Linked DNA regions of Homo sapiens: region 1 is linked to region 2. Evidence: read pairs that join two places in POLR2A ChIA-PET (ENCODE). Cell type or tissue: CD4-positive, alpha-beta T cell. All regions are shown on one strand. Each heading gives the region's core, and the rest is flanking DNA. Links, peaks and the distances in the headings are about the cores only.

What was found. ChIA-PET counts read pairs that join two places held together with the same protein. Peaks named below come from ENCODE experiments on the same cell type or tissue, not always from the same donor. Only the 100,000 strongest peaks of a DNase experiment are listed, where the experiment ranks them.
Region 1: POLR2A ChIA-PET joins it to region 2 with 6 read pairs; 6 of 35 experiments call an interaction of 5 or more read pairs at or near these places.

What each region holds. Positions count from the first base shown.
Region 1 is chr2:37,457,307-37,465,277 of GRCh38, reverse strand. No RefSeq gene overlaps it. Among named protein-coding and RNA genes, the nearest start is that of LINC03063, 100 kb to the left of the region's middle. In CD4-positive, alpha-beta T cell, for the core only: no CTCF peak of the experiment used is centred there; no DNase peak of the experiment used is centred there; H3K27ac peaks cover 1,371 bases.
Region 2 is chr2:37,595,674-37,603,644 of GRCh38, reverse strand. The region is part of intron 1 of LINC03063 (long intergenic non-protein coding RNA 3063); the gene reads right to left. Among named protein-coding and RNA genes, the nearest start is that of LINC03063, 37 kb to the right of the region's middle. RefSeq lists a silencer at 786-835 and an enhancer at 2,820-2,909. In CD4-positive, alpha-beta T cell, for the core only: no CTCF peak of the experiment used is centred there; DNase peaks (open chromatin) are centred at 2,664 and 3,774; H3K4me3 peaks cover 2,517 bases; H3K27ac peaks cover 1,600 bases.

The DNA.
Region 1 (7,971 bases), core at 2,188-6,187, 140 kb after region 2:
GAGTATATAAAGTTTGAACAAAGTACCTATCAAGATAAGAAAGATTAACAGACAGAAAGAGATATAGTCTCTTATTGATAAAAAGGATAAATATTCCTGAAGACATAACAATCCTAAATGTGTATTCATTCAATTACAGGACTTCAAGATACATGAAGAAAAACTGATAGAACCGAGGGGGAAAATAAACAAACCAACAGGGAAATGAAAATTTCAGCACTCCTCTACCAGTAACTGATAGAACAAGTAGATTTTTAAAAAATCAGTAAAGATACAGAAGACATGGAAAACTCAATCAACCAACATGACTTAATTGATATTTTTAAAACACTACATGTAACATGGACAAATACACATTCTTTTCAAGTACAAATAAAACATTCACTGTGGTAGACCTATGCTGGGTCATAAAAGAGGTAGAAATACATTTTTAAAATTGAAATTATGCATAGGATATTCACTTATCACAATGGAAATAAATTAGAAATGGATAACAAAAATATAACTGTAAGATCCTTACTTTTTTGAAATTAAGTAAAAACTCTTTTAAATAGTCCATAAGCCATACACCAAAGAAGAAATTTCAAGAGAAACTTTTAAGTATTTTAAATGATGGCAAATACCCAGCACATCAGAATGTATAAGATGCAACTCAAGTAGGCTTAAAGAGAAATCTGTACTCTTAAATGCTTACATGAGAAAGAATACATTTTAAAAATCAACAATCTAATATTCCTACTCAAGAAGCTAAAAAAGAAGACCAAAAGTGACCACTAAATGAATACAAGGAAGAAAATAATAAAAGCAGAAGTCAATGAAATAGAAAACAGAAAAACAAAAGTCTCTTTCAGTCTCCCTCACTCTCACTCTGGCTCTTTTTCTCTTCTCTCCTCCCTCCCTGACAACATACCCAATCACTCACTCTGGGGGAATCTAGCTGTCACACTGAGAAAACAGGTTCATCGGTAAAGAAAGATCTGCTGCCAAACACAGTCATGTGACTTTTAGCAAGAAGTTTCCTAGAAGCAGAAAGTTTCAACCAGACAAAGCTTCAGATAACTTCAATCCTAGCCAATATCTTTACTGCGACCTCAAGATAGACACTCCATTGATAGACACTGCAACAAGATAATACATCATGACCAAATGGGAGTTGTCTCAGGAATGCAAGTTGGTTTGCCATTAGAGAATAATTAATGCAATACACTATATCAACAGAATCAACCAGAAAAACTCTATAACCATTCCCATAGATACATAAAAAGCACTGGGAAATTCAAAAACCAGGCATAATTATTTTTAAATCCCCCAGCAAACTAAGAGTAAAAGGGAATTTCCTCAACCCAATAAAAGGCATCTACCAAAAAAAAAAAATCTACAGCTAACATCACACTTAATTGAATGTTTTCCCTCTAATATCAGAAAGAAGGCAAGGATGCATGCTCTTATCACTTCCATTCAAAGTTGTATTGGAGGTCCTGACCAATACAGTAAGGCAAGAAAAAGATAATAAAAGGCATACAGATTAGAAAGGAAAATATAAAACTTCCTTTATTCACAGATGACATGATTGTACATATTGAAACCCCTAAAGAATCCATAATAAAAACTATTGCAACTAATAGATGAATACAGCAAGGTTGCAAGATACAGGATTAATATAAAAACCATTTTTACCTCTGTATACTAGCACAATGAATAATTTCAAAAATGAAACTTAAAACAATGTTATTTACAATAGGATCAAAACATAAAATAAGCATAAATCTAACAAAAACTGTGTAAGAAATAAATGTTTAAAATCCTAAATAAATGAAGAGATATACTATGTTCATGAATCAAAAGATTCAACATTATAAATCGATAAATTTCCCTGAAGTGATCTATAGATACAATGGAATTCTAATAAAAATCCCAGGAAGCTTTTTAAAAGAAATTGACAGGGTGTTTTTGAAATTTATGGTGATATAATGCAAAGAACCAAGATTGGTAAAAGCAATTTTAGAAAGGAATTTGAGACTTTCTATAAAGCTACAGAAATGGAGACAGTGTGATATTTACATAAGGATAGACATATAAATAAATGGAACACAATAGGCAGTCAAAAAATATAACTACCCAATGGTAAATTGACTTTTAACAAGGATGTAGAGATAATTCAATAAGTAAAGGATAGTGTTTTCAACACAGTTCTTGAAAAACCAGATCCCATATTTTTAACAAATAAACCTTGACCCTTACCTCGCACTATAAACAAAAATTGATCATAGAAATTGAAGCTAAAACTGTAAGACTTCTAGAAAAATATGCAGAAGAAAATCTTTGTGACTATGGGGTAGGAAAGATTTTTTTAGACATAACAGATAAAAAGAACAAACCATAAAATGAAAAAGTATAAATGAAACATTATCAAAATTAATGACTTCTAGTCCAAAGATATCATAAAAGAATAAACAGGCAATCCACAGACTGGGAAAAAAAATATTCACCATATACATACCTACTGCAGGTCTTGTATTGAGACTATTTAAAGAACTATAATCCAACAGGAAAAATATGTTTTAAAATGCTTAATGGGCAGAAGATTTGAACAGATAGTTTACAAAAGGAGAAATATAAATGTCTAATAAATGAATGAAAATATGCTCAACATCCTGATCATCATGAAAATGTATATTTAAAGCACTACACACTGGATTATCTAAAATTGAAGACTGACATACCCAAGTACAGTGAGGATGTAAAGTTACAGAAACTTTCTTATGTTGTTGGTGAGAATGTAAAATGGAACAACCACTGTGGAAAACAGAATGACAGTTTCTCAGAAAGTTCAACATAAATTTCCCATATGGCCCAGCAATTCCACTCCTTAGTATTAATCCAGGAGAAATGAAAGGGTATGTCTACATAAGCATTTGTACATGAATATTCATACCAGCTTTATTCATAATAGCCAAAAACAATAAACAACCCAAATGTCTATCAACTGGAGAATGGATAAACAAATTACAGTATATTCATTCTATGGCATATTACTCAGAAATAATGTTGATTTACATTACATACAACAAAATGAGTGAATCTCAAAACTATTATGCCGACAAAAGAGTATATGCTGTCAGATTCCGTGAAAATCTAAAACAGGTAAAATTGATCAATAGTAACAGAAAACAACACAGAAATTGCCTGAGACCAAAGACAGCAAGGGTTTACTCCATAAGAGCACAAGGGAATTTTGGGGGTGATGAAGTATTCTGTGTTTTGACAGGGGTGGTTGTCACACGAGTGCAAACATTTATCAAAATTTATTAAACTGTATATTTAAGATGTGTTTATTTTATTGAATGTAAAGTATACCACAATATAACATTTTAAAGTAAAAAAAAATGATTTCACAGAAAGGTCAGTGTATATTTTACCATTCAAACTGGCATGCAACATTTTGAGATCACAGAATTTCCCGAAAGGACTATTGCCAGTTGGACTGTCTTTACTGTGATTATTTTTTCTTGAATAGAGCTATTCCTATGACAAATTGTATCCCCCAAAGATGGCACATGCTTTTCTACAATATTACCTTGATACTCCTCCCATCAAAAAGTAGGGTCAGTATCCATTTTCCTTATCTCTGAGTACACTGACTTGCTTAGAACCAACAGAATGCAACAGACGTAATACTACATGATTTCCAAGGCTGTTAGGAAAGTTGATGCCTCCCCCTAGTTCACTGGTGCACTAGCGCTGAAGCCCTGATTTATCATTTAACAGTCTACCTCCCCGAAGCCACCACGTTGTGAGGAAGCCCAAATTATCCCAAATGGAAAGATCACATGGAGATACCCTGAGACTACATGGAGAGAGAGAGAGAGATGCCAAGCCAGACCCAAGCTCCTATAGGTTCCTGCAGGAGACACACCCTTCCAGAACCACTCATCACAGCCCTTTACAACTTTCTAACCTACAAAAACTATGCAGTGATTTGATATGTAGTAAAAATAAATGGAACAACATCCCCAGCAACATCCTCAATAATACCATGCTTTATGCAGTGCTCAAAATTAATGGAAGGAGGAGGTGAAGGAGGAGGAGTAGAACCACTCCACTCCTTTGGGCATACCGCTTCTACACAGAAATCGACACACCTTCCTTTACTTCAAAGACTGACTAAATACATGCATTAAGTGACTCTCTGTTATCCTAGAAGAGTGGCATTAAATTATCCCCAGTGAGACAGCTTGGCCTTTTCATGGGGTGGGGAGGAGGTGGTGACAGATAAACTGTTAAACCCACAAGCATGATACACTCCTCTTTTTCTGTATCCTGGACTCACTCTGAGGCTTCTGGAAAAGGAATTTTACCAAAAGTGTATGGGCAAACCTAAGCTGAAGGACACTTCAGAAACACAGGCTTGTTTCTTTCTCAGTGAAGATTCATGATATACACTATGTAAGACATGGCACCAGACCAGAACTGGCCCAAACAAGGCTTTGAAAAATAATTCCTACTCAAAACACATCAATCTTGATGCATCAGCATTTTGACAAGACAAGATGAACTTCAGGGAGGCCTACCGACTGGCAGGCATAAGTCCCACCATGGCAGATAGTGGGCAAACTGCCTTTAACTCTGATCAAAATCCACCCATCCATGTCTGCTAGGCAGCAAGCATGAAATGACGAAATAAGTTGAAGCAAAGCAAAAATAGGGCCACAAAGAAGCATACACACTCACACACACACACACACACACACACACACACACACAGACACACACACACAGACCTTTCTCACTCACTAGTCAGGGAAAGAGTGCAAACAGAAACTAAGTATGTGCATGTGTTTAGTTTAAAGTGGGAGTTTATTTTCCAGTTTCCATGGGAAATAATTGAGCTAATATTATCTTCCCAAAGTAAATACCTTTATGCAAAACTCCCTCAAACTGATCCCAGGCCAAGATTCCTGCTGCAACCTCCTTTTGCCCTCTCACCTCCAAATTCTCACACTGTGGTCTAAAGCACAGAGGATTACTAACAGAGAGGCATGGCCTTGCTTCTTCCCCCAGCTCTTCTGAAAGTTGAATTGCAGAGTCTTTTGTATCCCTCTTGCCAGATCCTACTGCTTGAGATGGGAGATAAAATCTAATGGGAAACCAGAAATGTGAGGACCCCTGGAATCTGACTTTTTCAGTTCCTCTTGGCCATGGACACTTTATCCAGATCCTTACTGGGTCTTTTCTGGAATTATGTTAAGCCAAGAGGTCTGGAGTTTGTTTTTGCTTGTATTTCTGTGGAGCCCTGTGAGTTTTTGTGTCGCCGTGTTTTTAACAGTATTTGCCTATATATTGTCTGTTAGGTTCTGTTTGCTTGCCTCAGTAAAGGGCCATTATTAATATCCTACTCATCAACCACTCTCTCCTTCATCAACACCACCAATGACCTTTTACTATCATCTGCCTAATCTGAAAAGAACCAGATACTTCAAATGTCAATGTAATGATCACTATGTATTTTTTATCAACAAAGTCTACATTTTCTAGGCACTATCCTTTTGGGAGATGCAGTAAGCTCCTGACATTTTGAGGGGACAGGTCCAGAGACCTTCTCCAACCCCCAAATCTCAGACACAGGAATGTTTATACAGGCCTCTGGCTCTGAGACAAGAGGCCTGAATTTCCTTTGTATGTCATCACTCTAACCACATGCTGACCCAGATAAATGCATATAAATGGAGAAAACATGAGCAACTATAGACTCATACACATTTATTAAATTACTGAAGATAAGTATGAAGGGAGACCTTGAGAGGAATCTGAGATTTCTGCTCTTAACAGGAATTAAGCTCATGCATATTAAAGATCAGTTGTTGAAATCATTAGGCTAATTACAGAACCATTACTAAGAATTTTTATCATTACAAAGTGCATATTCTGTTTTTGCTCAGTGTAGTCACTGGAGATGAATTCTAGACTTACTACAAATCTGGAAGCCCTTATGTGTCATTAGAACATAAATGTCATAACACCATACATATCACCCAATGGATACACTTGCAAAGACTGAAAGTCGAATTGCAGTTGAAAGTATTTCAGAAAGTATTCAGAAGGTGATAAGGAAAAATTGTACTCAACCAAAATGTCCAACAAAGGCAAAGCAATAAGAAAAGACTTGTTCTTCTATTTCCTGAACTATAATGCAAATACTGAAATTATTAGCATGTAATCATTGCATTGTAGATGCCACTGACCCAAGGGCCCTGGGTTTGTTAGGGGCCATTACCCCATTCACTTGGCTCGAACCCTCATCCAGGAAATCATCCTGCTGGATAACTAGGCACACCCTGCTTGCAGGCACTGATTCTATGTGTTCATCTATTCAGCAAGTGTCCAGCATGTTGGTACTGGAATGCTAATCTCATGACCGAGCTTAGTCAAGAAATAGCCTTCTTAATATGATAGCCACCATCTACAATGATTTACTGACAATTTTTGGCTTAAAATCCCACCTCTACCACTGGTTGTGTAACTTTGGGAAAGACAATTAACCTGACTACTGTTTAGTTTCCTTATTTGCAAATAGAGATAACACCTCTCTTAAAAGTTATTATGAGGATAAAATAGCACTTTGGGAGGCTGAGGCAGGAAGATCACTTGAGCCCAGGAATTTGAGACCAGCCTGGGCAACATAGTGAGACCTCATCTCTACAAAAATAAAAATAAATCAGCTGGGCGTGGTGGCGCTTGCCTGTGGTTCCAGCTACTCAGGAGGCTGAGGTGGGAGGATTGCTTGAGACCAGGAGGTCAGGACTGCAGTGAGCTGTGAACATGTCACTGCACTCCAGCCTGGGCAACAGAGCAAGACTCTGTCTTTAAAAAATAATAATAAGATATGTAAAGTGTATGGCACAGAGGTAAGTCTCTATTGACAGGTATTATTGTTTGTCTTGTCACTTGAACGTAAAGCCGTTGTGTCTGCCTGTCATTCAACTATTCACAAGCATACAAGATTAAAGGCAATTTGCAAGCATAAGAAACACACTGTTTCTCTTCCTTAGATATTTATAATTCATGGTGGAGATTATAAGATCTCCTTTTCCAATGCAAAATTTCAACTAAGACCTTCTATGTGCTTCACATCTCCTTAAACCAGGGTCCTGAGATGTGCCACGTGTCATGTCATTACACATGGAGAAAGGAATATTTTTCAAAAACCAATTACATACTAGCCACTGTTTAAGGCATATATATACTCTTTCACATTGCTATACCCATTTTGAAAATGAAGAAACAGAGGCTTAAAATGCTTAAGTAACTTGCCCTGGATCCCAACAAAGTAAATGACAGAACAGGATTCGTATTTGGGCCAGTTCAACTCCAAAGACCATGCGTTTTTTGTTATGTTCAGCTGCCAAGTGTAGTTTCTTACCACAATGTCATGAACTATTGTTACAAGAAAATGAGACCGCTGTTTACTATCTGTTGTGGCCAGGTTTTAAATCGAGCCTGAGGATATAAAACTTATGACCTCTAAGTCTCAAATAAAAACCCACTTGAATTAAAACAAAACAAGGGAAAATGCCTTAGTAATAATATTTGAAAAATCTTCAGAATGTGAGATATCAATTGGCTTTGTTTAGTGGAATGTCCCTGCACAGAGATGGATGGACTTCGTGGGTGTCAGAGCCGTCAGTGGAATTCGTGGGTCTAGCGCGATATGTTCTCTCTTCCTGGTCATCAAGCCATAGTTCAAATTTGCCATGATTATCCCTTGCTATGGCTTGTAAACTTACATCCCAGCAAGATTACAAATTCTGACTAGGCTTAATTTTAAATGGAAGAAGAAATTAGTTTCATTCTTTCAGTATATGAGTCATGTAGGCGAAGAAAACTGTCCCTGGCAGTGTCTTTTCCAGTTCCACAATGCTCTGACAATGCACACTTCTCCAAAGAATCGCTACCCAAGGCTGAGCCCCAGAG
Region 2 (7,971 bases), core at 1,489-5,488:
TTGGAGTTGGGAGAGTTTATGGCTCATGCGGTGACAGCATTTCAAATAGGTAATGACTTTTGTAGACTTGCCTGAGAATTTACCAATTGTTTAGAACATTGTTTCTCAAAGAAAGTAAATTTTGAGTTCCAAATTGAAATAGTAACCTAGTAGTAGAGATATAGGGGAGGGGAGAGATTAGAGAAATATTTAGATGGTAAAATAGAATTTGGTGATTACTTGTATACAGACAATGAAGGAGGAATGAAAGATGATACCCAGATTCCTAGTTTGGATAACTGGATTGATAATGAAATAATGAAGCACATATTAAGAAAATACAAAAAGAGAAAACAGTTCAAGTGTGTGTGTGTGTGTGTGTGTGTGTGTGTGTGTGTGTGTGTGTATTTGAAGTAATCAGAGAGCTACCAAGGCAGCCAGGACTTGAAGGGCCAAGATTTTAAAAAGAAGAGAAGAATATTGAGGTGAATCAGACAATCAGTGATACTTTTCACCCAAGGCATTTGTCATTTCATAAGCATTGGTAGAGACATTGAGAAGATAAATAGCACTTTCAGAACTTCAAAAGAATGGGAGACAAATAATAGAACTTCAGAGCTCACCAGGATGGAAGATCCTGGATAAATCAATAAACCCAGCTTTCAGAAAAGACCTCTGAAGGGCTTCACCTTAGGAATAAAGGTGAAACTAGAAATAGACTGGCCCTTAGTAATACCAAAACCTTGCTTCAAATCAGAATGGTGCCAAACTGGATTAAGCTGATCACTTTCTGTTCTAAACCCTCACTGGAGGAAGGAAACCTTATTGTGAGCCTCCACTTTCAACTTGTCACTTTAATTTTCTCACATATAATGTCTGGACTCAATCAAAATTTACAAAACAAACCATAATATCAGACTACTGTCTGAAAAACCAGAGGGAAAAAGACAAAACTAATTCAGATATTAAAATTATCAGGCACAAACGTGAAAACAACTGTGATTAATATGTTTAAATTGCCAAACATGTTTTTCCATTTTTTTCAAATCCCAGGCATATCTTGTTACCACAATATTAGGAGTAGTTAAAAAATACATTGAGAAGGATGTAGAAAAAGAAATAAGTTACAAAGCAGGTAGAAATGTTCCATGTCTTGATGGCAACATATGGTATCTTGATTGTGTTGGTTTCACAGGAATACACATTTGCCAAAACTCATCAAATTGCATTTTTTAAATGAGTAAAGTTTATTGGTTGTTTGGAAGTTTTACCTCAATATAGCTTTAAATTCAATCTCAAACACTAAATTCAAAAAGAAAATTTTAAAAATCAAATATTCATAAATGCTGATTCAAAATGAATGTAATCTTGAGACACACCTACCATGTCAGAGAAGGGAAATATGTCAGACAGTTTGGTGACATCAAAGGAATAAGATGTGCATTCTCCTTCTCTCTCTTTCCCTCTCTGTTTCTCTGTCTCTATCCACACAGCCAGAAGTATCATATCTTATTATTGCAAGTTTTCTATCTCACAGCTGATACTTCCCATAGTTAAGATAGAATAAAGTTGACAGAAAACAAGCCATCTCAGGTTTCACTCCTTCTTAATACGCACGGATTTTCAGTCCACATTTTTCTTGTTCTCTGTGGCTCTACTGGCTGCTGACTTTTACCTAGACACTTGACTTTCTTCTTTGTGCAGTTTCCATAAAATCCCTTAGTAGATGTTTTCAAGCCATTTGGGTCCCCAACCCCACCTTTTCCCTGCACCCAGTATCTGATCCCACTTCTCTCCCTGATTCTGATTCCATTACCACCCTAACCATTTCCTCCCTCCCAATGTTTAGCTGTTCACTGCTTTCTTAGTACTCTCTAATGCTACAGTCTGTGATACAGGAGAGCAGGAACTTTCAGAATAGTTGGCACATCGGTCAATGAATCTCAGATTACAAAATAAATTTTAAAATCCAAGTCACTGCTTCAAACATCTGTAAAGATTTCAAGGTTACATAGAAAAATAAGACTTTATTTCAAACATAAACTTTAAAGTTTTAGAATAAAAACAACCAAATTATTTCCCAGAACAGGAAGGATCGTTTTTCAAAAGTTGAAAAGCCTACCAGATTTTCAAAGCACAGTGATAATGCATTACCAACACCAATGCCCTCAGTCTAAAAAGATGATACTACCAACCAAAGCATCATCAGAACCAACTGAATTTTCCTCTTTTTAAATTATTTCACTCTCTTCTCTGTTATTCTTTTATTCTCTTGATTTTTTTATTATAGTCTCTCAAATTCTCATCATATTTCTCGTTCCAACTCCCTCCCTTTTAACTGGTTATGATATGGAATTTACAACTAAATTATCTGTTGTATTTCTTGAATATAATTTTTGGCATATCCTGCCTTCACTTTAAGATTGCAGATTAAAACCGAGTCACAGTATTTCCCTTTCCAGTATCTAACAACATGGAAGAGAGGGGAATTTTTAAAAATTATAAAACCTAAAAGCTAGAGGAGAAGTCACTAGCAGCCACAAAACAGGAAAAGGGGGGATGCTTAATGCATAAACTCCAAAAACTGGAAAATAAGGAAAGATACTGAAGACTGTGAAATGAAACAGAGAGGGTGCACAGCCTTGCTTTTACTTGTGCCCAAACCCCCGGAAGTTGTACTTCTGAATTGATGAACTGAAACCTCAAAAGAAATTAACTGAGTCATTATCTTTTTCCTTCCAAATGAGGAACTGGGGGAGAAGATACTGGTGGGGAAAAGAGAATGAAATAGGGACTGACCCTACAGAAAAGAAAGCTCCACAGCTCTATGGTCTAAGGAGCCAAGGCTACATTTCCACAAGAAAGGAAAATATCCCTCAAGTAGGTCTTGACACAGGACCATCAACAAAGTTCCAGAAAATGAGCAGGGCTCAATTCTTTAACAAAGAGTGGAAATAACCTAACACAGCTGAGCTTTCTCCTTCTGTTACTATTCTCTTGGTGTGTAAAAGAATGAGTAGAACACAAGGATACTCAGGCACCAACCTATAGCTCTGAGGAGCAAACAAAATTGTCATATATAATGTTTTAAAAAATCAAGAAATAACCCTCTGTACATCAGAGCAAATAGAATGCCTAGACAGAACCACCCAAACTTTAAAAAAAGAAGTATTGATATGGCAGGCAATTATATACATTTTATGTGATAAGGAAGAAAGAGAGAAAAGGAAGGACAAAGAACTAAATAATAATGAAACACCAAGTACCCAAAGGAAAACTGCTTCACACTGTAGAATAACTTACCAAGTACTTGATCTGGCTAAAACAGACTCAGACCGGTTCCAAGATGGCCAAATAGGAACAGCTCTGGTCTGCAGTTCTCAGCGTGATTGACGCAGAAGACGGGTGATTTCTGCATTTCCAACTGAGGTACCTGGTTCATCTCATTGAGACTGGTTGGAAGGTGAGTGCAGCCCATGGAGGGTGAGCTGAAGCAGAGTGGGGCGTTGCCTCACCCGGAAAGTGTAAGGGGTCGGGGGATTTCCCTTTCCTAGCCAAGGGAAGACGTGACAGACTGTACCTGGAAAAATAGGACACTCTCACCCAAATACTGCACTTTTCCAAAGGTCTTAGCAACCGGCAGACAAGGTGATTCTCTACTGTGCCTGGCTCGGCAGTTTCCATGCCCACGGAGCCTTCCCCACTGCTAGCACAGCAGTCTGAGATTGAACTGCGAGGTGGCAGCCTGGCTGGGGAAGGGACGTCTGCGATTGCTGAGGCTTGAGTAGGTAAACAAAGCAGCCAGGAAGCTCAAACTGGGTGGAGCCCACCGCATCTCAGCAAGGCCTAACACCTCTATAGACTCCACCTCTGTGGTCAGGGCATAGCTGAACAAAAGGCAGCAGACAACTTCTACAGACTTAAATGCCCGAGTCTGACAGCTCTGAAGACTGCGATGGTTCTCCCAGGATGGTGTTTGAGCTCTGAGAATGGACAAACTGCCTCCTCAAGTGGGTCCCTGACTCCCGTGTAGCCTAACTGGGAGACACTTCCCAGTAGGGGCCAAGAGATACCTCATATAGGCGGGTGCCCCTCTGGGATGAAGCTTCCAGAGGAAGGATCAGGCCAGCAATATTTTCTGTTCTGCAATATTTGCTGTTCTGCAGCCTCCACTGGTGATACCCAGGCAAACAGGGTCTGGAGTGGACCTCTAGCAAATTCCAACAGACCTGCAGCTGAGGGACCTGACTGTTAGAAGGAAAACTAACAAACAGAAAGGTATAGCATCAACATCAACAAAAAGGACATCCACACCAAAACCTGATCTGTAGGTCCCCAACATCAAAGACCAAAGGTAGATAAAACCACAAAGATGGAGAGAAACCAGAGCAGAAAAGCTGAAAATTCTAAAACCTAGAGTGCCTCTTCTCCTGCAAAGGATCGCAGCTCCTTTCCAGCAATGGAACAAAGCTGGATGGAGAATGACTTTGACGAGTTCACCTAAGTAGGCCTCAGAAGGTCGGTAATAACAAACTTCTCTGAGCTAAAGGAGCAGGTTCGAATCCATCGCAAGGAAGCTAAAAACCTGAAAAAAGGTTAACGAATTGCTAACTAAAATAAACAGTGTAGAGAAGACCTTAAATGACCTGATGGAGCTGAAAACCATGGCACGAGAACTTTGTGATGCATGCACAAGCTTCAAAAGCCGATTCGATCAAGTGGAAGAAAGGGTATCTGTGACTGAAGATCAAATTAATGAAATGAAGTGAGAAGACAAGGTTAGAGAAAAAAGAGTAAAAAGAAATGAACAAAGCCTCCAAGAAATATGGGACTATGTGAAAAGACCAAATCTACGTTTGATTGGTGTACCTGAAAGTGATGGGGAGAATGGAACCAAGTTGGAAAACTCTCTGCGGGATATTAAACAGGAGAACTTCCCCAACCTAGAAAGGCAGGCCAACATTCAAATTCAGGAAATACAGAGAACGCCACAAAGATACTCCTCGAGAAGAGCAACCCCAAGACACATAATTGTCAGATTCACCAAAGTTGAAATGAAGGAAAAAATGTTAAGGGCAGACAGAGAGAAAGGTCGGGTTACCTACAAAGGGAGCCCATCAGACTAACAGCAGACCTCTCAGCAGAAACCCTACAAGCCAAAATAGAGTGGAGGCCAATATTCAACCTTCTTAAAGAAAAGACTTTTCAACCCAGAATTTCATATCCAGCCAAACTAAGCTTCATAAGTGAAGGAGAAATAAAATCCTTTACAGACAAGCAAATGCTGAGAGATTTTGTCACCACCAGGCTTGCCTTACAAGAGCTCCTGAAGGAAGCACTAAACATGGAAAGGAACAACCGGTACCAGCCACTGCAAAAACATGCCAAATTGTAAAGACCATCAATGCTATAAAGAAACTGCATCAATTAATGGGCAAAATAACCAGCAAACATCATAATGACAGGATCAAATTCACACATAACAATATTAACCTTAAATGTAAATGGGATAAATGCCCCAGTTAAAGACACAGACTGGCAAATTGGATAAAGAGTCAAGACACATCAGTATGCTGTATTCAGGAGACCCATCTCATGTGCAGAGATGCATATAGGCTCAAAATAAAGGGATGGAGGAAGATCTACCAAGCAAATGGAAAGCAAAGAAAAAAAGCAGGGGTTGCAATCCTAGTCTCTGATAAAACAGACTTTAAACCAACAAAGATCAAAAGAGACAAAGAAGGCCATTACATAATGGTAAACGGATCAATTCCACAAGAAGAACTAACTATCCTAAATATATATGCACCCAATACAGGAGCACCCAGATTCATAAAGCAAGTCCTTAAAGACCTACAAAGAGACTTAGACTCCCACACAATAATAATGGGAGACTTCAACACCCCACTGTCAATATTAGACAGATCAATGAGGCCGAAGGTTAAAAAGGATATCCAGGAACTGAACTCAGCTCTACACCAAGCAGACTTAATAGATATCTACAGAACTCTCCACCCCAAATCAACAGAATATACATTCTTCTCAGCACCACATCACACTTATTCTAAAATTGACCACATAATTGGAAGTAAAAGACTCCTCAGCAAATGTAAAAGAACAGAAATCACAACAAACTGTCTCTCAGACCACACTGCAATCAAATTAGAACTCAGAATTAAGAAACTCACTCAAAACTGCACAACTACATGGAAACTGAACAACCTGCTCCTGAATGACTACTGGGTAAATAACGAAATGAAGGCAGAAATAAAGATGTTCTCTGAAACCAATGAGAACAAAAATACAACATACCAGAATCTGGGACATATTTAAAGCAATGTGTAGAGGGAAATTTATACACTAAATGCCCACAAGAGAAAGCAGGAAAGATCTAAAATCCACACCCTAACATCACAATTAAAAGAACTAGAGAAGCAAAAGCAAACAAATTCAAAAGCTACCAGAAGGCAAGAAATAACTAAGATCAGAGCAGAACTGAAACAGATAGAGACACAAAAAACCCTTCAAAAATTCAATGAATCCAGGAGCTGGTTTTTTGAAAAGGTCAACAAAATTAATAGACTTCTAGGAAGAATAATAAAGAATAAAAGACAGAAGAATCAAATAGATGTAATAAAAAATGATAAAAGGGATATCACCACCGATCCCACAGAAATACAAACTACCATCAGAGAATACTATAATCACCTCTATGCAAATAAACTAGAAAATTTAGAAGAAATGGATAAATTCCTGGACACATACACCCTCCCAAGACTAAACCAGGAAGAAGTTGAATCTCTGAATAGACCAATAATAGGCTCTGAAATTGAGGCAATAATTATAGCCTACCAATCAAAAAAAGTCCACGACCAGATGGATTCAGAGCTGAATTCTACCAGAGGTACAAAGAAGAGTTGGTACCATTCCTTCTGAAATTATTCCAATCAACAGAAAAAGAGGGAATCCTCCCTAACTCATTTTATGAGGCCAGCATCATCCTGATACCAAAGCCTGGCAGAGACACAACAAAAAAAGAGAATTTTAGACCAATATCCCTGATGAACATCAATGCAAAAATCCTCCATAAAATACTGGCAAACCAAATTCAGCAGCAGATCAAAAAGCTTATCCACCACGATGAAGTCGGCTTCATCCCTGGGATGCAAGGCTGGTTCAACATACGCAAATCAATAAACGTAATCCATCACATAAACAGAACCAATGACAAAAACCATATGATTATCTCAATAGATGCAGAAAAGGCCTTCAACAAAATTCAACAGATCTTCATGCTAAAAACTCTCAGTAAACTAGGTATTGATGGAACATTTCTCAAAATAATAAGAGCTATTTATGACAAACCCCCAGCCAATATTATACTGAATGGGCAAAAACTGGAAGCATTCCCTCTGAAAACTGGCACAAGACAAGGATGCCCTCTCTCACCACTCCTACTCAACATAGTGTTGGAAGTTCTGGCCACGGCAATCAGGCAAGAGAAAGAAATAAAGGGTATTCAATTAGGAAAAGAGGAAGTCAAATTGCCCCTGTTTGCAGATGACATGATTGTATATTTTAAAAACCCCATCATCTCAGCCCAAAATCTCCTTAAGCTGATAAGCAACTTCAGCAAAGTCTCAGGATACAAAATCAATGTGCAAAAATCACAAGCATTCCTATACACCAATAACAGACAAGCAGAGAGCCAAATCATGAGTGAACTCTCATTCACAATTGCTACAAAGAGAATAAAATACCTAGGAATCCAACTTATAAGGGATGTGAAGGACCTCTTCAAGAACTACAAACCACCGCTCAATGAAATAAAAGAGGACACAAACAAATGAAAGAACATTCCATGCTCATGGATAGGAAGAATCAATATAGTGAAAATGGCCATACTGCCCAAGGTAATTTATAGATTCAATGTCATCCCCATCAAGCTACCAATGACTTTCTTCACAGAATTGGAAAAAACTACTTTAAAGT